2 separate regions of the Homo sapiens genome follow, and region 1 is linked to region 2. Evidence: chromatin contacts called from ENCODE Hi-C or POLR2A ChIA-PET data. All regions are on one chromosome and are shown on one strand. The core of a region is the stretch at or near the end of the contact, and the rest is flanking DNA. Distances in the headings are between cores, read along the strand shown.

Evidence for each region. Hi-C counts contacts between places; a loop is a spot of excess contacts on that map. ChIA-PET counts read pairs that join two places held with the same protein, here RNA polymerase II (POLR2A). Pooled maps may share reads with other maps.
Region 1: a pooled map shows a loop between it and region 2 (3-fold over the local background). The contact joins the promoter of COMMD7 here to the enhancer-like site in region 2. A Hi-C loop is called at or near these places in 1 of 168 maps with a recorded cell type or tissue (Caco-2) and 4 of 50 pooled maps. POLR2A ChIA-PET finds 5 or more read pairs at or near these places in 2 of 52 experiments (CD8-positive, alpha-beta T cell and PC-9).

What each region holds. Positions count from the first base shown.
Region 1 is chr20:32,742,065-32,744,764 of GRCh38, reverse strand. It overlaps COMMD7 (COMM domain containing 7), which reads left to right and starts at 1,298. Exons shown (of 9, transcript NM_053041.3): 1 at 1,298-1,457. The coding sequence starts at 1,374. RefSeq lists enhancers at 1-747, 1,635-2,462 and silencers at 1,043-1,272, 1,453-1,522, 2,507-2,681.
Region 2 is chr20:32,474,172-32,476,871 of GRCh38, reverse strand. It overlaps NOL4L (nucleolar protein 4 like), which reads left to right. Exons shown (of 11, transcript NM_001256798.2): 5 at 2,130-2,271. Among named protein-coding and RNA genes, the nearest start is that of NOL4L-AS1, 86 kb to the left of the region's middle. RefSeq lists enhancers at 1-16, 1,561-2,332 and a silencer at 1,188-1,377. Within about 2 kb of position 1,376, at least 33 of the 41 ENCODE cell types and tissues checked have a DNase peak (open chromatin) inside an H3K27ac peak, as active enhancers do; they include PC-9, where a contact is called at or near this core.

The DNA.
Region 1 (2,700 bases), core at 49-2,548, 270 kb before region 2:
AACCTATGCCTCCCGGGTTCAGGGAATTCTCCTGCCTCAGCCTCCCGAGTAGCTGAGATTACAGACATGCACCACTACGCCCGGCTAATTTTGTATTTTTAGTAGAGACGGAGTTTCTCCATGTTGAGGCTGGTCTCAAACTCCTGACCTCAAGTGATCCGCCCGCCTCAGCCTCCCAAAGTGCTGGGATTACAGGAGTGAGCCACCGCGCCGGGCCGGGTAGAAGACATTTTGTTTATACTTTTACAGAAGGGATTTTCAGGAAAGGGTAGAGGAGAGGAGGAGGGCTGGTGAGGAAGGCCAGCCAAACCCCCCACATTTCCCTGCTCCAGGTTTCTCGGCATTACCTCTTTACCCTCAAGGCTGGACTTAGGGGCTAGGTGAAGCCCTTAGGCTTGGCGTTCAGTTCCTAGATTCTGGGTAGCATGTCTCTATTTTCTCATGTTTCCAGTGGGGATTAGGGTAATATTCACCTGGGAACTGTGAGGAGCCCCTGGGAAGAGAGGGCATGGGGGTTAGAGTGTTTGAGGGGCTGCAGTGATGATCACGGTCTCAGTAACCTCCCCTCACCCACCTCACCACCACCCTCCCTGCCCCGCACAGTCAAAGCCCTCGCACTATTTTGAGGAAACTTTGGTAAGTCAGTTTCTTCCACTCCAGAAGGTCTCAAAGTGTAGTCCCTGGGTGCTTATTGGAAATGCAAATTCTCAGGCTCCACCCTGGCCTTTCGAATCAGATCCTCTGGGGGCGGGGCCCGGCAATACCAGGTGATGCTGGGGTGATGCTGATGCCCTTCCAAGGTTGAGACCTAGTCTCTACTCTGATGTCAGCTCTCCGAGAGACACTCTGGCCTGCTTTGTTCCCTTCCCTGTCCCCAGTGTCTGGCATCGAGTAGGCTGCCATAAATATCTCTGGAGTGCATAGTAACAGTGATGATGATAATAGCAGCTAGCCATTGATTGAAGACCTCTTGTGTGCCGGTCTCTGCGTTAAACATTTCTGGAGGCTTAACTCATTTAAGGAGCTACCCCAGCCATCATTTTCTCAGATGGTGAAACTGAGGTTCAGAGAGGCCAAGCGCCGTACCCAAAGGTCACTCAGCGGGAGAGCTGGCAGGAAACCTCGCGTCTGCCGGTGCCGGCGCCGCCCCTGCCCCTCCCCGGAGCCCGGCGGCCGCGCGTGTCCGCGGCCCTGCGAGGGCTCCCCGGCTCCGGACAGCCCAGGGCGGCCGGGGGAGGAGTGCGCTGCGACGGCCGTGGCGAAAGTGCGGTTGTGGATGCGCGGAGAGGCCGGCAGCGGTGGCAGCGGCAGCGGAGGAGGAAGCTGAGCAGGGCGGCGGCGGCGGTGGAACCTGCGGGGCTGGGGCGCGCGCCATGGGCCGCCTGCACTGCACTGAGGACCCGGTGCCGGAGGCCGTGGGCGGCGACATGCAGCAGCTGAACCAGCTGGGCGCGCAGGTGGGCCCGGCGGCGGGGCGTGGGGCGCGGGGCCCAGGTGATTCCAGGATCCGGGCCTGGGGTGGGGGGGACGTCCGGGGGTGCGCGGGAGTTGGGAGAGACTAGACAGAGCGGCGTCTTGTGGGCGTTTGGGGTGTGTGAGGTGGGTTCGGGGCGAGGCTAAGGTGAGCTGGGGTCTGAGGAGAGTGTGGGGAGCCAAGGGATCTCCGGAGGCCTAAGGGCCACCTGAGGGGTCCGAAAGGCTTTGTGGGGTCTCAGAGATGGGACTACGGGACCTCTGCGGGGTCCTGGGGCCGAGGAGAGCTTTTGGGGTCCTAGAAGAGGGACGGAGGGGAGTCTAGATGAGGCTGAAGGAGTTTGGGGAACTGAAGGAACAGACTAAGGGCGTGGGGAGTTTTGGGGAGCAGTGGGGTCCAAAGGGAGATAGATGTTTGGCAGGGAGGCCGAGGAAGCCTGAGGGGAGTGGGAGGGCCCGAGAATCTGAGGGGGCCCGGGGAAGCTTGGCCTGGGCTGCCGTCTTACATCTCAGTGTGACATGAGTGTCAGTAATAGCCAGGCCCCACTGGGGCTCTGTGGGCCTGAGGGGCTCGATCTGGGACAAGGCTGATGACACCTTCCACCTCCACCCAGTTAAGGAGAGTCACTGGGATTCACATGGAAAGAAACCTTATACACTGTGTACAGTGGGGGTCTTCATCCTCGATGGTAGGGGAGCTAGCAAAGCCTTTTTCTCCCCCTTCAGGCTGCAGGTGCCAACCAAGGCAGTCTTGGAGGCATCCTGCTTCTGTGCTGGTTGGGATGCCTTTTCATACCACCAAGGCTGCTGAAATAGGTGAGAATGACACTTCTCACCCCCACTGGGAAGATACATCTATTTCCCCCGCTAGGTTGTCACTTCCCAGGAGGTAGCGCCCCTCTTCTTTCATCTCCATACCCCCCACAACTTCCCACACAGTAGTGCTGCTTGCGAGATAAAAACCAAACTTAGAACTTGTAACGACAGGAAGGTTCTAAGCTTGAGCTATGCAATAGAAAAATTTGCAAGCCACATTTCTAACTTTGCATTTTGTAGTAGCCACATTTAAAAATTAAATAGAAATGGAAATTAATTTTTTTTTTTTGAGACGTAGTCTCATTCTGTCACCCAGGCTGGAGTGCAGTGGCGCGATCTCGGGTCACTGCAACCTCCGCCTCCCAGGTTCAACCAGTTCTCTGTCTCAGTCTCCCGAGTAACTGGGACTAC
Region 2 (2,700 bases), core at 127-2,626:
TCTGCTCCAGCATTTCTGACCCGTGGGGTTTTTCTGGGCTGCCCTGGCAAACAGGTCCCTCTGCCCTCTTGCCCTGCTTCCATGTGCTTTGCAGCCGTCATCAATGTTTTTCTGCTCATTGTCCATCTCCCTCGTGGATCGAGGGGTGCCAGGCAGGCCAGGAGTGTGTCTGGTCCACAGCTGAGTTTCCCAGCACCTAGAGCGGAGCTTGGCCCATAGCAGGTGCTCAGTAAATACCTGTCGAATGGATGGATGGGGAGTTTGGAGTAGGTGGCACTTTCAACTGTTACTAGAATACTCTGTCTTTTAAGTCGTGAGCATTTGAACAATACCCAAGAGTCTTCCTCCTTCAGCTGTGACTTCAGGTCAAACCCAGAGCATGGCACCCCCTGGGCATCCAGGAAGTAGCAAGGGGCCCATGCAAGATGCCCCGTTCCTGGTTCCCGGAGCCCGCATGGCACGACCAGCTGGGAAGATGGGGAGCCGGCTGCACCTTGCAGCCTTGCTCAAGGCTCCAAGGAACCTTCCCCCACCTGCCAGCCTCTCTTCCCCCTCCCCTTCGTCTCCCTCCATCCAGTTAGCACAGGGGAGAGTTTTGTTGTCCCTTTGTACCCTTTGTGCAGAGCCTTTTGAACGTGTGTGTGTGTGTGTGTGTGTGTGTGTGTGTGTGTGTCCCTCCGGGTGTGTGAGCGAGTTTTCACGAAGGAGGGCTGTGGGTGGAGGTGCTTGTGTTTATGGAGCAGGCAGCCTGTGGGAGGGAGGCAGAGTGAGTGCGTGTGCCTGTGTGTGGGGAGAGGACACTAGAGGACACGTGGGCTCTGTCCATCCCCCGAGGCCCTGGGTGTGCCGCGTGGGGACTACAGGCGTCACAGCCCAGCTCCTGTCCTCTGGATTCAGCAGAGGGTCCACACTGCACAGAAGCTATAAATTCCAGGAAACTCCCTACCAGCCCAGCCGGTGGGGGAGGGAGTGGAGGCGAATCCACACTGGTTCCCTAGCACTTGGAGCAGATGTGTCTGCCTCAGGGACAGCAGTCTAAGAAAGTTCCAACCAAAGTGTGTTTGCTCACTATAAAAGAGGTGTCTGTGAGGGGGGCCCCGGAGGGGAGGCTTGGGGGGTGCTCTGTCAGAGGTCCTCACTGGGGGCCCACAGAGGCCATTGTGTCTTGCTGGGGGGAGGCCAGAACTCCGGGTGTGGGAGCTGCTGGGTCATCTTTCTTGGTTTTACAGCCAGCTCCCAGGCACAGTTGCTTGCTGCTCCTGAAAGGCTGGGCCTGGAGGAGGTGGGGGCCCTTCCCCCTGGAGGGCTGGGTTGAAGGGGCCCCGCCCCGGGGGTTCCCGGATGACTGGCCAAGGGCCGGCCCGAAGCCGGCAGCGAGGAGAGAGGAGGCAGGCGTGGTCCTCTCTAGCAGGCCATCCGGCTGTTTGGAACGCCCTGGCGGCCCCCCAGGCCCTTGAGCTGAACCCCCTTTGCGGTCTGGTCCGAACCCTGGCCTGCCCCGCCCCCTTCCTTCTCTGCACTTCTGGGGCTGGCCCTTTCAGCCCTGGAAGCTGCCCAAGAGCGTATCTTTGAAGCACAGCAAAGGTTAGGAAGGAGGAAGACAGAAACGTCCTCTGGGCTGGGGGAGTGGGAGAAAGGAATTCCATGCATGCTTCATGGGAGTCAGGGCGCCAGGCCTGCTGGGGGCACTCAGCTCAGCCTCAGTGCCTGGTGGCGGGCATGTGCTGCTGCCCGCTTCTTGCCGCCGGGTCCTGTGCAGAGTGAGCCCCGGTCCCTGGGCTGAGAGCAGGGAGCGGCAGCCCTTGTTTACAGCGCTTGTTTCAACCTTGGCTCACAAGGGTAAGAGCCAGGCCCTGCCATCCGCCCCTGCAGGATGCGAGACCTCATAATTGTCTTCAATTACAGACAGTGCCGGCCCTTAGCCTTGGCTTCCGACAGGAACCAGAGCCGGGGCCACTTCCACCGGGCAAGGGGGAGCACCACCCAGCCCTCACTTCAAGGTTTGAGGGCTCCTGCCGCCTTCAGGGCACTCCCAAACGCCCACTGGCCCTGGGGTCCACCCACAAGGCTGCCTCAGGCTGATGAGAGCCCGTCCCTGCTGAATGCCCACCTTCTTTGTCCCTGCTCAGGATGAGACTTCTGTGAGCAGCGAGGATTTTGATATGAGCGACTCCACATGGATGTCAGCTGACCCGCACCTGGCCTCCAGCCTGAGCCCCAGCCAGGACGAGAGGATGCGGAGCCCGCAGAACCTCCACAGTCAAGAGGACGGTGAGTGCCCCTTGGTGGCAGTTGAGGAGGGGCTGTGCCCGGCCCCCTGCTCCCAGTTGTCCTCAGGTGAGAGGTGTGGACACACTCCAGGGTGGCGGAATCTGGGCCAAGGCCTTTGGGTGGCTCAGGCCCAAGCTTGCACTGCCCCCAGTGTTCTCAGCATCTCCATGGGCCCCAGTGCCCCAGCTCCTGGCTCCTTCCTCCCAAAGATGAGGGAGAGAGCCCATAGGACTGGCAGCCTGCGGGGCGGGGGGTCTGCCTGGTTGCCGGGATGCCATGGGCTTCTGCAATGTGGGTTTCAGAGTTACCAGGGGCAGGCCTGGGAAGGTTCACAGTGTACCTAACCCAGAGCAGTTCCGCTGCCCAGCAAGGGAAACAAGCTGTGTTTCTGCAGCCACATGTGAGGCTATAGCCCAGGTCACCTGGTGA